Linked DNA regions of Homo sapiens: region 1 is linked to region 2. A link is a loop called in an ENCODE intact Hi-C map of the cell type or tissue named here. Cell type or tissue: heart left ventricle. All regions are shown on one strand. Each heading gives the region's core, and the rest is flanking DNA. Links, peaks and the distances in the headings are about the cores only. Region 1 overlaps POU6F2 (POU class 6 homeobox 2). Region 2 overlaps POU6F2 (POU class 6 homeobox 2).

The links. A loop is a pair of places that touch in the nucleus more often than their neighbours do. Peaks named below come from ENCODE experiments on the same cell type or tissue, not always from the same donor. Only the 100,000 strongest peaks of a DNase experiment are listed, where the experiment ranks them.
Region 1: it touches region 2 in a loop (2.4-fold over the local background); 2 of 110 quality-filtered maps call a loop at or near these places.

The regions. Positions count from the first base shown.
Region 1 is chr7:39,080,258-39,088,597 of GRCh38, forward strand. It overlaps POU6F2 (POU class 6 homeobox 2), which reads left to right. Exons shown (of 10, transcript NM_001370959.1): 2 at 5,603-5,774. Among named protein-coding and RNA genes, the nearest start is that of POU6F2-AS2, 71 kb to the left of the region's middle. In heart left ventricle, for the core only: no CTCF peak of the experiment used is centred there; no DNase peak of the experiment used is centred there; H3K4me3 peaks cover 1,440 bases; H3K27ac peaks cover 1,257 bases; H3K27me3 peaks cover 1,733 bases.
Region 2 is chr7:39,409,770-39,418,109 of GRCh38, forward strand. The region is part of intron 6 of POU6F2 (POU class 6 homeobox 2); the gene reads left to right. It overlaps LOC105375238 (a long non-coding RNA gene), which reads right to left. Exons shown (of 3, transcript XR_927186.2): 3 at 6,511-6,595. Among named protein-coding and RNA genes, the nearest start is that of POU6F2-AS1, 7.6 kb to the left of the region's middle. RefSeq lists an enhancer at 4,722-4,851. In heart left ventricle, for the core only: no CTCF peak of the experiment used is centred there; a DNase peak (open chromatin) is centred at 4,782; H3K4me3 peaks cover 1,384 bases; H3K27me3 peaks cover 1,629 bases.

The sequences.
Region 1 (8,340 bases), core at 263-8,262, 330 kb before region 2:
TTTGGTAATTAATAAAAGAAAGTTTGTTTTTCTTCATGACTAAGGTAATGATATTCATACTTGAAGTTACCCTTTCCCCAAACCTACCAACGCCTTGTTTCTTCCTCTTAATTCTTTTTGATTTCAATTTTTACCTCTTCTCCGTGGGAAAAACTAAACACAAAATATGACGGTGTGTTTGCATCTTAAATTGGATGTAGGTAATTTGTTTCTATCCTTTCTCCCAAGTTGAAATGTAGCATTTTGAGAGGAGGGAAAATCCAATACATTTTTTTTCTTTATAATGAATGCAATTTTTCTATTGAATTCTAGGAATAAATCTGTTGTGTATTGTATAACTTTACCATACTTGAGTGCTTCACAACCAAATGAATTGTTTCCCTGGATTTTTGAAGCCTGCCTGTGTTATTTGCATTTTCCTCAAAGCTGTTCTGATGGACTGTTTCATCATTAGTTTGCACGTACATAAAAATATGCTGGACCTCTTTCAAGCTCAGTGTAGAGAGATGTGGGTATTTCCATCATGTGGCTGCCACTGGACACGGATGCTTTGCTGAGTTAATTATCTCGCTATCTTTAGTTTCTCCGACTATAAAATGAGAATGAATATGCTTATCAAAACTCTGTTGGTTAAATTATTGAAGGTCTTTAGCCAAATTACATATTTGTTTATGTGGTATTATTTTTAGCAGCGTGGTTAAAAAAACACAAAGCCCAAGATGAATTCTCCTTCTTAATACAGTACCCCATATCTACTCTTTAAAGGCTTTATGATAGAAGTACACTGGGACATCTCTATTTAAAAATTATATGAAAGTACATCAGAAGTTAGCATATAATGACAGTATATATGGTTAGTATATAGTAAATCATATATCATATATGCTAACTACACATAAATAAACTAAGAAACATTAATTAGGTAAAAGTTGTTAGAATGTGAGAAGCACTACACAAATATGTACTTGTAGAAGTGTTTGAGTTTAGTATTATAGAATCATTAAAAATTAGTGCAGTAATTTACAGATAATCGAACCTTGCCCATTCCAGATCTATTAGATAATATAAGAGTTATAAGGCAAAGACCTCCCATGGTCAGATAATCTTGGGAAAGTGCTAGAATAAGAAAGTTAGATCGACTTCTTTCCTGGTAGACTTCCCTGCTGAGTTTTCCACATGGGTATGACTGCAGAACTCTTTCATTGTAGAGTATCTTTTGGGGCAAGTGTTTTGTGGAATGTACTTTGGGAAATATTGTTTTATTATAGCCTTTTCATTTTCTAGACAAGAAAACCAAGGCCAAAGGTGGTTAAGTGGCTTGCCATGTTTATCTAGAGGGTGAAGCTGAATGCAAGCCTGGGTATTGAACACTATCTGATGTCCTGTCTACTATACCATATTGCCCCATAGACTTCATTCAAGCAATGTCAGCCAGAGAGCTGTTTTGTTCCTACATTCTGTAGGGAAGATAATACTACACACAGTATGTCTGGGACTAGGTTATCCAGGCTTTAACACCCTTCACAGCCACTGGCTCTGGCTCATCATCCAAAATCTGGGATACCCCATGAATTACTAAGTCCATAAGCCTTGAATTTTTCACTCAACGCCTACTGGGTAAAAAAGGTGCTGACTTTTGGAGATGAATTGGCCAGGTTTGAAAATGCAGCTTTACCACTTAGCTGCGTGCCTTTGGGGCAAGAAATTTAGCCCACTGAGCCTCCGTCTCTTACCCATACAATGGGGCTAATACCTTGCATAGCTGGGGTAACATTAGATCCATCTGAGGAGACTGTCTGGTAAAGGCATTCAATAAGTGGGACCTATATTTATTCCTTCATAATGCTTGAAGGAGACAGATAATCACTGTGTAGTTTCTGATGGAGATTGCAATCCTCTCTTTGTAGGACACGGTGAAAATTTTTGTTGTGATTTTGCTAATAGAAACTACTTCTGCTTCTCCTTTTTCCACCGTCTGGTTCTTGGGTCTCTGATGGCCCCGTGAGTGTCCTGTATTGGCACATGCCACATCCTATTGCACACATGCAATACTGTTCCATGGTGGACTAGTCACTTTCTTCTGTCGGGATTGATAAATGAATTGCAAAGAAGTCTCAACATCTTCTATTGTGATAGTAACAATTTCAGAGTTTCAAGTAAGAAACTTCATCAGCTCTATTTTACTTCTCACCTGCACTAGCTACTTCTGTTCCTGTTTACCGCTGCAGAGATCCTTGTACAGGTTGAAGTTGCAGGTCTCTTACATTTCTACAAGCACCTACGTAGATGCATGTTGGAAAATCCTCTCTTCACTACGACAGAAAGGATTTCACAGACTGCTATGGCTCTTGGCAGAGAGAGAATGACTTCCAAGCCGAGTGCTACTTGAAAGAGGCACTCCCCCATCACTTATAAGTCTGTACTCACTGGTTACTGCTTGTGACACATTTTCAAATGGACCCCCCAGTGGCTGCAGCTGTGATTAAAAGCTGTCTGCTCTCTGCCTCACTAGGGGTTTGCTGTTTAACCATGTCATGCACACACACACACACACACACACACACACACACACACACACAAATATATATATGGGCTAGAGCTGCATTATGGAAAACGTAAAGTGTTTTGTAAGACAAAAAAAATTAAATGAGTACTTGAATGACAAACTCTTGGATTTTCAAAGCTCAAGTTGGTGAGAGGCACTAGTTGGGAACCTAGCCATGTATGAGGTACATAAAAGTAATTTAAGGAAGAAGAGCTAATGGTCAGTGAACATATACCATCTGCCAGTGCATGTTTTGCACACATCAGCCAGACAGAACATCTTAAAGATTTAAGTACACTTGAACTCAGCAGCTGCATTTCAGCTCGTCAGTGTGATTCGGGATTCAGTTTGACCCTTCACAAATAAGGCAAGAGTAGAATATTCTTTCTTAAGTTTACCCAGATATTCACTGGCACATTAATAATCATGTCTGTTTTATCATAAGACTGCTATTCTCAACATAAGTTTATCATTAACATTATCTTAAAAAATGCTCAGATGAGCAGTACAGTGACAGAGACTGGGTGTCTTAAAGGTATAGGTCACACCCCTTCCTCTAGATTAGAGAGACTGAGGATTCAACCTTTTAAAAAGTAAAAAGAGTGGACTAGAATGTAAGCCTGGGATCTTGACATCACATGACGAGTATACTTAGGAATGCCACGAGGTCAACCAATGAGCGTTGTTCCCTTCCCTACCCACCCACCCACCAACTGAATCAGAACTCGAACATGCATGCTTTCTTAGATATTTAGGAAAGAGATCCAGAGAAATCTTGAGAATTGTGTGTCTCTTTTCCCTTCTGCCTGCCTCCCCCATCTACCCCAAGTTTCAAGCGCTCCAAATCCCAGCAACAAGACCCAGTAAACAAAATGCAAATCTATCACTAGCAAATTCAAGCTGACAATACTGTGAATCGACCGCATTGATTACATTGATTATATTTCAAATATTTACAATATGGTGAGACAAGTCTAATTTCTTTTCTAAAGAGTTCAAGGTAGGTATCACCATTTCTGAGGGGGGAAAACAATGGAGAAATGTTTGTGGTTGCTATCTGCAATAATCTGGTGCTGACAGAGAGTAGTATTTTATTTAGTAATTAACAGTGTAAAGGGGAAAGGAGCTGTCATGTTGGTTCTTAAGCTGGGGAATGTGATGAAAGATGATATCTGCGATCTCATCCTTTCCACTTGTTTAGGATTGTCAGGATGAGAAATGTCAGCATTATGAAAGCTCGGCTCTGCTCTTGATATGATAAAACCCTTCAAAAGCCAGTCTTTCTCTCTCCCTCATCCCCCTCCTTTCTCGCTGTCTCTCTCTGCACTTGCTTTTTTATTTATCCTGTTTTGTTAGATGGCAGAAATATAATTCTTTTCTTTCTTCCTATTATAAGCCACCATTTTTGTTTTATTATATGTTTCACAACCCCTAATGCCCCACTGAAAATTACCTTGTTAAATGACAGTGTTTCAAAGCCATGAATCCTTTCCACCATTCCCTCAGAGGTTTGAAACAGTCAACAGACTGTAAAGAATAAATAATAAAAAAGTATTGATTATTTTGATGACTGTGAGATTCAATTAAGTATTAATTTTGCCCTCCAGTGGACCTATCAAGGTATTCAAAAGGGAGGATTCGGCTCAGCTAAATGCGTGCTGAGTGCTTCAGCCTTAAATAGGGAGAAAATGTGTTTACCTACAGTATTTGAAGAAGAAGTGCATTGATGCACAGAGTCCAATATTTAAGTGCTGTGTAAATTAAGCCCTGGTGACAGTGACATTGTTTTCAATGGTATGAGTATTGACTAAAGAAGTGCATTTGATGACAGCTTAAACTATTTGTATTGATTAACATTTTCATAGATTATCATGTGTCATATCAAATTCACTTTTCAAGCATGAATACATTAAAAAAAAATAAAACACAGGCATACCGCAACCAATGCAATGGTGGGACCCGGGAGCATGCCGCCCCACCTGCTTCTGTGCTGGTCACCTGTTTCCTGCTCAGGAACCATTTAGGCATGAACTTGGCAATAAATAGCTCCCAGATCTCGCAAAAAGGGCACTTCTTGCTCTCCTTTCCTTCTGCATCCGATATTGTGCCAAAACAATATTATGCATCTCAGTTTGCAAATGGAATAAAAGACTACACTTGGAAAATATTTCTGATCCTAAAATGCCCTCCTTAATGAGCTGAAGATAAAGCAGATCTAAATAATTAGGGGGGAAAGTTTGTCTTTTCTGAAGGCGATTTTTGTTTTCTTTTTCTTTAATGCTCTGGGTGTACGATGCTCTAGGTATCCGAATTATTGAACACAGTTTGTAAGTATTTTCCCAATTCCTTAAAAAAAATTTAAATCAATTTTCGTGTATTGTGTTGTGTATTATTTGCTTTAAAATGTTCATTTGATTTGGGGTCAGCTCCGGTTCCCAATCTGGGACCAGTGAAGCCAACTTCTAAGGGTGCTTATAGAATTTACATAAGAAATATCTTTTATTCCATTGAAAGCCTTTCGAGGTCTCTTTTCTCCCTATCTTTTTTCTCTGCTCTTGGGATAGGGTTTAATTGCTTCTCCCCCGGGGAGAAGGCTTCTTAAAATAGCCCGTGGTTCCTCCATAGGGTGCTCTTCCTTTTTAGTATGTTGCTGAAGTACAAACCCAGCACTTTCTTTTTTCTTACTGCATTAAAGACAGAACAAGGTGTAAAAACATTCGCACAAAAGCATATCCCACAATTAAAGCTGTGTTGGTTAGGTTGCTTTCAAAGAAGTTTTTTTTTTTTTTTTCCTCCGAAGCCTCCTGAATCTCTCACATGCTAGTTGAGCTTTAATAGGGTGGGGAGTAATGGAGAACTCATCGGATCTGTAATAGCTCTTCACTTGACTGCAGCCAGCAATAACAGCGGGAGCAGCCAGAGATAAGAGAGAGAGGAGAGAGGGAGAGTGTGTGTGGAAGAGAGAGAGAGAAGAGAGAGGGAGAGGGAGAGAGAGGACACGCACTCTAAATCTGCCACTTTTTTTTTCCTCCCCTTCACTCTTTTCGCCCATCCTAGGATCCAATGATAGCTGGACAAGTCAGTAAGCCCTTGCTGTCAGTGCGGAGTGAAATGAATGCGGAGTTGAGAGGTGAGGACAAGGCTGCTACTTCAGACAGCGAGCTGAATGAGCCCCTGCTTGCGCCTGTGGAATCAAATGACAGCGAGGACACTCCCAGCAAGCTCTTCGGTAAGTCTGTCTAGGTATTTCATTTCAGTACTACCATGTTGTCCGGAAGAGCAATCCAACCCCCCCAACCCCCCCTTTTTTTCTGTTGTTCATTCAGTTTTCCCGTAAGTACTAAAAAGGAGCATCTTGGAGGTGCTAAGCCACTGAAGCTGATTCCAGCCGGCTAGGAGGATGTCCTCCAAACTTTTACCAACAAGGAACTTATTCGCTGCCCATTTTGACTTGTCAAATATTGCTAGAGTCCCCAGGCTGGAAATTGTTTGGAAAAAAATAGAAAGTGGTAATAATAATCAGGAAATCGGTTCCATTGTGAGAATTGGTTAACATTTATTGAGTAAATATCGACTCGGTTTCAGGTTGCTTCGCAGCCTTTTGTTAAGGGGAAGGTGAGTAAAGACATTATCTATCGTCTAAAGATGGGAGAGGAGAACTGAAAAATATCAATACAAGTCGTGCTATGCCAGGTAAACAAAGGTGGACACAGGAATTGCTCTGAGAAATAACATTGTGTCATCACAATCAGAATGAATATTTCTTCTTTTTTTAAAAAGGTGATGAGGAAAGAAAACAGGTTCTCTGATTCCCTCCTCTACCCCTCTCCTTTTCCACATTGTGTTTATAGCATCATAACTAAAAGTAGAGGCAGCCCAAGACCTTTTAGGAATCTTTGTTTCATAAACAAAACAAGAACAAGCAGAGTGCCACTCCAGCAAAGACATCTGTCATTCAAACAGATGACACTCTGTAAGCCAACTCATGCAACTGTGATCTCTAATCAGAAAGGGGAGCGGGTTGTTGAGGCGCGTGCCTGAGTGATAGATGTTAATGGATGTCTCTGCTGGAGAAGCACTTTAGGGTACAGAGTGACGTTAGGTTTTCAGAACAATTGCTCCTGAAACGTTTGCTTTTAATTATTTTCAAGTGCGTGTGTGTGCACACACACATAGACATATATATACATACTAACCTGACATATATATATCAGGCAGAGTACTGCTTGGTCTCAGGTAAGAAACAGTCAAGCACCTGAACTTCAAAAAAAAAAAAAAAATCATTACATAGACTACTACTTTGTTAAGAAAGTCAGCAATTCGGCTTGAAACACAGGCTTTATTAATTAATTAATTAATTTATTTATTTATTTATTTATTTATTTATTTATTTATTTTAACCGACAGAAAGCAAGCTGCCCTGAGAGTTTGGCAACTCTAGGCTAGCGTGCTTCAACCGACAATCTTTTCCCTAATTTTAAATGCTTACTCAATCAAACATTAGAGAGATGTCACAGAGAAACTCTGCTTTTCAGATCTTCTCTGGGTACAATACTGTTTTATGCTTAACAATATACTAGATTCCAATTTCAAGAAATTTTGGTAGCATCCCTTCTTTGAAAAGCAGCAATGCCACCTCTGACATGAATTTCCAAACCTGCACATTAGAGTTTTAGCATTTTCACCCTAAAGAAATATTTTTTATAGTGTAAGTTTTTATCCATATAGGAAGAATTATGTACTAAAACCTTTACTTCAATTTTAGGAGGGTAGTGAGAAAAGTCAGATAAAATGATAAATTACAGAAAGGTAAAAGCCATGCCCATGCCCCTCTAATGTTGAGTATGCTAAGTAAGCACTTTGACTTTTAAAAAGTAATCAATTTTGAGTTCAACAAGCTACAGATAATACATTTTTGTTCCTAAACTTTGCATGCATTTAAAATAAAAGCAAATGGATTTTGTAGACTTGAGCTTGGACCTCTAACTTGTTTTCTTTCAAGTAATCCAAAAGAGGGGTGATTGATTTTTTTCATTTGTTTAGGGTTCCCAGTGTTGAACACTGTTATAGATTTGTTATGCTACGTCTTACTGATTTGCATGTGTAGAGAAAAAAGCTTCAAAATTCCAAGAGGGTCAAAGAGATTTGAATTAAAAGTTTAATGGCATTTACTAAGGATTTGTAGTTTAATGTTAAAATCATAATGGATTTTAGAAGGAATCCACTTTTCATTTTGAAATTCTCAACTTCTGAGTTTGTGTGAGAGAACACAGCAAAACCTACATCTTACATTCCTTTTGAATTCACTTAATTGTCTTTGGTCTCTAGACTGTTTTTCAAACACAATGTGAGAATTTCCCAGTTTCCAATTAGATCAAGAAGAAAGCAGTAGATTAACAGTTTTGAGAACTTGAGAAAAAATTAGAGACAATATGAGAAAGAAAGAATAGAAAGGATCAGGAGGAAGACACTCTAATATTCTCATAAGGTTTCCTTTGCAGGGGCCTGTTTTGCTCTTACTTTTTAATATTACTGGGACTTGGCCTTAGCAATTCTAGTTTACGTAACTGACTAAAACTTTCCAGAATAATTCTGTCCCAGAATTTTTAGCAACTTTGGTGACACAATTTAAGGAACTATGATTTTCTTTGATATGCATATGTTCAAGTCTGTTTTTTGTTTTTAGATGTAGTCCTGATTGTACCCTTTACTTGATAATGAAGAATTGCATTCTTCCTGAGTAGTTGACAGCATCTATGTTTTTATCTAAACAATAATTTTCTAACATACTTTCT
Region 2 (8,340 bases), core at 35-8,034:
CCCTCCTGGGACTTGGCAGTTTTGCTTCCCTATCTTGGCATCTGACTCTGTTTCTGTTAACTGGATATCAGTAAATTTAAAGAGATAGGAAATCTCCATATATTGAAGAATTTTATTACTGCTCCTTTTTTTCCCCAACCAGTAGTTATTTTGAGCAAACATGGAGGAAAAACTTCAGTTGTTTTTGTAACTTTCTAACCCCACCCATTCGTGTGTCATTCATTCAAAGAACAGGCACTATTCAATAGAGTTATGAATTTGAACAGAAATACTGCATTCTAAGGTCATAGAGTAGAGGCCAGGCATGGTGGCTCATGCCTATAATCCCAGCACTGTGGGAGGCCAAGGCAGGTGGATCACTTGACTCCAGGAATTTGAGACCAGCCTGGACAACACGGCGAATCTCTGCCTCTACAAAAAAATTAGCTGGGTCTGGTGGCAGGCACCTGTAGTCCCAGCTACTTGGGAGGCGGAGGTTGCAGTGAGCCAAGATTGTGCCACTGCACTCCAGCCTGGGTGACAGAGTGAGACCCTGTCTCCAAAATAAATAAATAAAATCATAAAGTACATATCTTACCCAGGGATGTTAAAGGCTCTAAAGTTATATAGTACCCAACTCCACTCTGAGGTGGGAAGGTAGCATGTGTCCTCCTGAAATTAGTAGTCATGAAATTGATCATGACTATGGCATTGCTGAGAAAAACATCCTAGTTCTCTTTGTTTACTGGATCTGGAAATCATGCAAGTGTGGCAGGTGGGCAATGGAACGGGTGCTAGCTGTGGACTTGTTTGAATTCCAGGTTGGCCCATAACTGGCTCTGTGACGTCGGGCAAATTACTTGAGCTCTCTGAGCCTCGGTTTTGCCAATTATAAAGTAAGGATAATAAAATCTAAGCTCCTAGGTTATGAAGATTAAATGAGATAATGTGTGGGGAAAGCCTACCACAGTGCCTGAGTACACAGGTATTCTCAGTAAATGATTGCATAATTATCATCATCATCATTGTTAAGAGTTTTGACTCATAGTTTCCGGAAAGCTATATTTGATCTGGACATGCAGCAAGAGGCAGTACAGTGTACAAGCAAAAAGAAAGAGTTCTGGAGCCAGACTGCCATCCACCAGCTGTGAGACTGGGCAGTTTCCTTATTCTGTGCTTCAATTTCTTCATCTGAAAAATGGAGATAATAGTAACACCGGGTCCTAGGACTAAAGTCCTGAGAATGGCATCAGGCACATAATCATCACTCAATAATGCTATCATCCAATAAATGCTACCTATTAATCAAGATGGTATGTGTTTTCAGTTCATAACTGTGCACAAAAACCCATGCTGAAGTCTGTGTATGTGTGAGGAGTTTGAGAATGTGAAAATCTTAGTAGTAGGACATTAAGTTATTTTAAGGAAATCTTACCCTTATCTTGGATAGTTCGGCAGGGAGGAGGGAAAATGTGAGTGTATATATGTGCTCTTAACACTTATTCAGTGGGTATGTTCAAGATTTGGCAAGTAGATTTACTATCGATTTGTTCAGCTATAGAATTGGCTTCCCTGGTGCCCCTGGCAATATCTCCTTATTGGCGTTATTGCAGAAAAGTAAAAGCAAATGAAATTTTATTATATACTGGTGCTAAAGAAAGCATTCTACATTTTAACTGAAGCTCAGAATGTTTCCTGATGAAATTAAGTCCTAGACCACTGTGAAATTTTCTTAAGTGGCAGCAAGTAAAGTCAAATGCGTTTGTCCTTAAAAAGCCAGTCAAGGGGGGGGAAGTCAACTAAACACTATTATTTCAATGTATTAAAAAGAAGGAAAAGTAAAGAGACTTACCTAGTCAGGTTACTCAAGAACGCACATACATATGACAGCTGAGCAGAGTTGGTTTGGTGAGATTTGGAAGGATTTTCTGGATCTGTGTAGGATAGGGGCTGCCTCCTAAAATGACCACAAGGCCGTGATGAAAGAAAAGCAATCAAATGGTTCTAACAGTAGCCTATGCATTATGACCTAGAGGATATGCCTTTGATTGTACAAAACCATTGATTGCCACTCAACTCTATTCAAAAGCTCTAGGCTGGAGAGGGGTGGATGGAGAGGCAGGAACACCACCAGCATCATAGATGGACACATCAACTGGAAGGCCATCCCAATGTCATCACTTTCAAACATGGTTAAAAATACGTATCTTAGAATTGAAGCAACATGACGTTCAGATGGAGATGTTGCTCTGGGTTGTAATAAGACAAATAACATCTCCAGAGAGCAAGAGAGTAGCTAAAAGAATGGACTTTTATTGGAACCCAAACACTGTCACTTCTTAGTTGTGTGGACCTTGGATATGTTATAAAACCTTTTTCTGGGCCTCTGTTTCCTCACCAGTAAAACAGGAATGATAGGCTTCTCACATATATTTGTTGCGGGGTTAAATGTGGTAGAAAAAGTGCTTGGCACAGTGCCTGATATATGCCATAAGCATTTAATAAATCATGGCTATTCTGTTAGGATGAAAAACCAGCAATTAACCCTGAACTGTGGGTTGCTAAAGTAATTAGCCCATCATTTAAATACATGAGAATCTTTTAAAGCAAATCACTGCAAAATAAATGAAAATAAAGTTGTAGTAAATGCAAATCTCAGCCAAAGGATTGAGATACAATGAATTTATTCAGTGAGTGTTGAGTCCCTCTCTAGGTTTTATTAGATCTGCCAAAAAGAACTAACAAAGCCATAGCTTAACACATTTGTAAAATTATTTTCAAACCCCATGGAAAAGAAATATGTGTAATTCTGACTATGTGACTAAATAAATGAGGTGCATTAGAAATATCCTGCCAAAGCCAGTTGATCAGGAGTTTAGGGAGATTCACATATATTACTTTATTTCATTTTAAACAATGAAACATGTTAAATGTATAGAAAATAATTTTTGCAAAACAATACAAAAGGCACTCTTGTTTAACCACCTAGATATTAACAATTTTTTCCGTATTAGCTTCAGTTTTCTTGCCTTTTTTTTTTTTTTTTTTTTTTTTTTTTTTTTTTTTTTTTTGAGACGGAGTCTTGCTTCTTGCCCAGGCTGGAGTGCAGTGGTGTGATCTTGGCTCACTGCAAGCTCCGCCTCCCAGGTGCATGCCATTCTCCTGCCTCATCCTCCCAAGTAGCTGGGACTACAGGTGCCTGCCACCACGCCTGGCTAATTTTTTTTTGTATTTTTTAGTAGAGACGGGGTTTCACCGTGTTAGCCAGGATGGTCTCGATCTGCTGACCTCGTGATCCGCCTGCCTCGGCCCCCCAAAGTGCTGGGATTACAGGCGTGAGCCACCGCGCCCGGCCTTCTTGCTTATTTTTAAAAGAAACAGAGGGATAGGAGCCGCGGGAAGCAGCCACAAAAAAAATAATTAATTAATTAATTTTAAAAAATTTTAAGAAAAAATAAGAAACAAAACATGACAGACACAGCTGAAACCGTAGCACCTTCTTCTCCCATTCCCAAGGTGATTACCATGATAAAATGAACACTTTCCATGCACGTTCTGCATTTTTACTCCAAAATATTCATTGAAGAAGCAAGATACGAAATAATATGTACAGAATAATACCATTTTTAAATACAAAAAAGGCAAAAGAATATATTGTTTCTATATTTTGAATAAGTAAGAATCAGACATGTTTTGTTGAAAATTCAGAGTTGGTGTCTGTATGTTTTCTCACAAATATTATGAACAGAGCAATCTATTCATATCACCTTGCTTAACTAATGGTTTTGGCCATCTTTCTTTTATAAGCCAAAAAAAAATCTGAAAAAGCTTGTATTGTCTCATTTGCAATGTCATTGTAGCAAATTTTATTTTAAAAGGTGTAAAAATTAAGTCACGTTGTGTGAACTATATACTTCAAGTAGCATTTTTTTTTAATCGAATAACATTTCTTAAATCAGCTCTTTCTAGAGACTGGGAAATATATATGTTCATGGGATTAGTAACATTATAGGAATTTTACCCTGACTTCATCTGAGTTATAAAGATAAAACAATAAACCTCAATCTTTCTACTAACATATCAAATTTCCCCTTAGAGCCCAGTTGAGAGCTTTAGTTCCTCATTTCAGGAGAAACAGTTGCATTAATGCCGTTTTTCCCTAAATGTGCGCTTCGGGAAAATAACGAGCCCCTCAAGATGCCCCACAAACGACGGTCCCCTGGTCCGAGGAGCCGGGCAGCGCCGCGCAGCCGTCTCGCGTGGGACCCACCCGCGGGCGGAGCCAGGCGGCAGGGCTGCCCCACCGAGCTTCACCCCAGCAACCCCTTTAACTTTCTTAACCCTGTATTCCCCAACCGAACACTTCCCAGAGTTCACGCTGGCAGAGCCCACTTCAAAAAATGCTGCAGGAAGCCATTCACACTCATTCCTATCCACGTTTTTAAAAATGCGAAATAGTGATTTAAATCAGAACAGAACCTCTTCCAATGGGGGTTTCCTTTGCAACCGGGGCTTCGCGGTGATTTCTGTGCTGTTTTGAGGGCACACACCTACATAACACGTTTGCAGAGATAAGGGATCTCAAACTGTTCCCAAAAGTCCCAGGGACTCGTAATATGCAAACCGAGGGCAAATGAACGTGGGAGGATCCGAGGCGCTCGCTGAAGGGGCTCTCCTGCAGTGCCCAGGCAGAGGGAGAGTGGAGGGGGCGGCTGTGGAGTGAAGGGCGGAAGTGCCCTCGCCGTCCTGAGGCCTGGGACCCTCTTGATGGTAAATGGCGCTGTTGAGCCCCGATGCGCAGGGACTCCGCGGGCGGCGGACTTGACAGGAAGCTTTGCTGCGGGGCGGCCCAGCTGCGGACGCGCGGGACGTCAGGGCCCCAGCAGAAGCGCCGGGCTGTGCGTCCTTAAGACTGCGGGTGCGGCCCCGCCCAAGGTCGCCCCGCCCTCCATCCTTCTACCCCGCCCCCCCACCACATTTCTGAAATGAAAGAGTTATCAATCGCTTTAGGGTTAACTTAAAGAACTGAAAGGAAAGCCCTCTCTGAACTCTTTCTTTCTACCCTCCTTCCCCAGCAAAACTCAGCAGTGCAGGCTGCCATGTACCATAAAATGGGTGTGCGGGAATGCACAGTGAGAAATCTAGTTTGCAGGATTCTCTCTGAAGATTGAGCTAGAGAGGACCAAGTTCTCTCTCACCTAAAGCAGAACTGGGATGCTGTCACTTTTCCCACTTCTGGCTGCTGCAGCGTTTTGTTTATCTTTTTAAATTTTTTGTTTGTTTTTGTTTTTTGAGACGGAGCTTCACTCTTGTTGCCTAGGCTGGAGTGCAATGGCATAATCTCGGCTCACTGCAACCTCCACCTCCTGGGTTCAAGCGATTCTCCTGCTTCAGCCTCCCGAGTAGCTGGGATTACAGGCGCACACCACCACGCCCAGCTAATTTTTGTATTTTTAGTAGAGACGGGTTTCACCATGTTGTCCAGGCTGGTCTAGAACTTCTGACCTCAGGCGATCCACCTGCCTCAGCCTCCCAAAATGCTGGGATTACAGGCGTGAGCCACCGCTCCTGCCCCATCTTTTTAATTTTTATCCATGAGTATTTCGTTTTCCTGGGAATTGGGAAACGTTTTCTTGTGGAGGCTCCTAAATCTAGTCTGTTGGCACATCCTGTCTGTCTAAAGGATAGGAGAGGACCAATTAACTAATGAAGCAACCTAAATAACAGCTATAATTCTAAACAGGTACTACGTAACAAGATGCCATTTACAAACAGCTCCCTCAGAGCTAGTCTGACATATTAGATCTTTCTTTCATGAGCATAGTTTACATTCCAATTAGTGCCCACTTATGGCAAAATACTGTAACGAATGTTCACATGACTTCTTACTGTGTGCAAAGCTCTTTAACTGGCTTAATTCTTAGAGGAGTGCTAGGCTTTAGCTGAATGTTCCTTTGGGCCAAGTGACTTCCAGAAAAGAACAATGAAAATAATATCTCCCATGCATTAAGCCTTCACCCTGGGGCTGGTATAATCTATAATCCTAACAGAGCAGTTCATGGTAGGTTTGACTATCTCAGCTGCACAAATGAGCAAATTCTCAAGACATCAAGGGTTAAGTGACTCCCTGGGATAACATCTTCTGGAAGTGGCAGAACTGAGATTTGCGTTCCAAGTCCATTCCCATCCTTCCATATCACCCTGATTTTCTCGGGTTCAGAGTCCTGGTTCATTTCCTGGCTGTTCCGCAGACATGTCACAAACTCCAGAACCTTCATTTCTCCATCTGCAAATGGCAATTGTAATTCTTGCTCTGTCAACCTCACAGATTTCTCTCGAAGGCATACACACACACACACACACACACACACACACACACACACACACACACTAGAAAACTGTAAAGAGATGTAAACCTTACCGAATAATTACAGGGTATTTTGATTGGTATTTTTACTATGATTATTTTTGCTAATCAAAGAAACCAGACAGGTAGTGTCAGGGAATTGTCTAAAGCAATGAGACATTCTTGAAAAGTCTGTATCAGATCTCCACTTCTTGCCAGAGAAAATCGCCTTAAGGTGTCCATAGGTGTCCTGGCTTCCAGTGAGGCAACCTAGCAATGAGGAAAGAAATGCATGGTGAGTGCTTCGTATGGGCACTCATCAAATGAGCCTTTCAGAGCTCAATAGAAAACCCTATCCCAGTGAATCTTCTGTTGTGCTGAAGATTGCAGCTGAAGATTGTTGTCCCACACAGCACAGTGATGTTAGAATTGGTTGAGCTCCTAATGTGGCAAGACCCCACACATTTCTAGATCCACCCAGAATGAGGTAAACCCTTCCAAAGAAAAAGAGAAATATCGAATGCTGTATTTTGAGTCTTCTTACTCTGTGGGATTGATAGAGCAAGAATTACAAGAATTCTTTTGAGTCTAAGACACCACTGATTTTAAATTACACTTAAAGTCATACCAGTGATTTTTGGAGAGGAGGAAAGAAAATACCACATTTAACAAGTATATCAATTGTTAGAAGTAGCCTAATTTCAAAAATGTTAAAAATGTAAAAAAAAAAAAGAAGTTATCATTGAAATGTTGTAATTAAGGGGGATACTATAATTGAGGAAATATGTTATTTATATCCTGAACCAATTCCAGTATCAATAAGACCATACAATGGGCTGTTGATGATGGCTCCTTTTTAGTATTTAACAAAAAGTCAGGGATGGGAGTGGAAGCCATTTATATCTCAGCTTTTCCAACTATAGAATGAAAATTAAACTTGATTTGAGTAGAAGGAGGGTGGACAAGAAAAGGAGGAAGTGCTGAATTTTGATTTAGCGTCCTAGAACAACATCAGTTCCTTCTGCAAACTATGTTTATAGTTAAGATGAGCATTATCGGAGAGGAGAAAACATTAAATTCACATGTGAGCGACATTAAACTTTCAAATAAACATTCAGTATATCATTTACCACACCATATGCCCAATAATGCACCCAACTTTCTTATTGGTCTGTGAGCTGTTGACATGATGAATACTCTTAAAGATGTCATCAACTCACAGAGCCAATAAGAAAGAAATGAGAAATAAATCAGAGTTAGGTAGGAATGGAAAAGTCACAACTTACAACAGTGAGAGGAGCCAGATTAAGTTCAAATGTAGGCCTTTGAATGACCCAATTGAATTTAGTGCACTAGCCATTACTCCAAATTGCCATTTGTCTCATCAACTAAGCTTTCCTACCTGTATAACTAACAATATAAATAGATCCTGAGAAGATGTCATCAGGTGGAGGGTTCAGAATACTACAGTGAAGTCAAGATGTGATGCAGCTTTATATTTGTAAGTAAATGCTATTAATCAAACAACACAAAGATACACAAACAGGAAAAAAAATGTTGCACACTCCCTAGATGAGATACTTGCCAATAGATACAATAAACCAATCTCCTTAGAGTAACAGAGATGGACAGTGCAAATGTCCATGTACTCACATGAAAGGTGGCCCAGGATAAAGAACATGGACTTTCAAATCAGACAAATCTGAATCCTGACTTCATCTGCAAGCAGCTCTGCCCCCGCTGGCAAGATATTTAATCTTCCTCAGCTAAAGTTATCTCTTCCATGAAATGACACTAATATATTCCTCTCAAGTTTGTTAGGAGGATTAGTATTAATAGCAATAATAAATTAATATGTTGCTGCCACTAATTGAGCACTATTTATGTGCCAAGCAGCTATTTATGTGCCAAGCACTTGATATATTACTTTTTCTTTACTACCACACACAATATGGTTTATTCCCATTATACAGATTAAGAAACTTCCAATATCACCCAACTAGAAATGGCTGGAT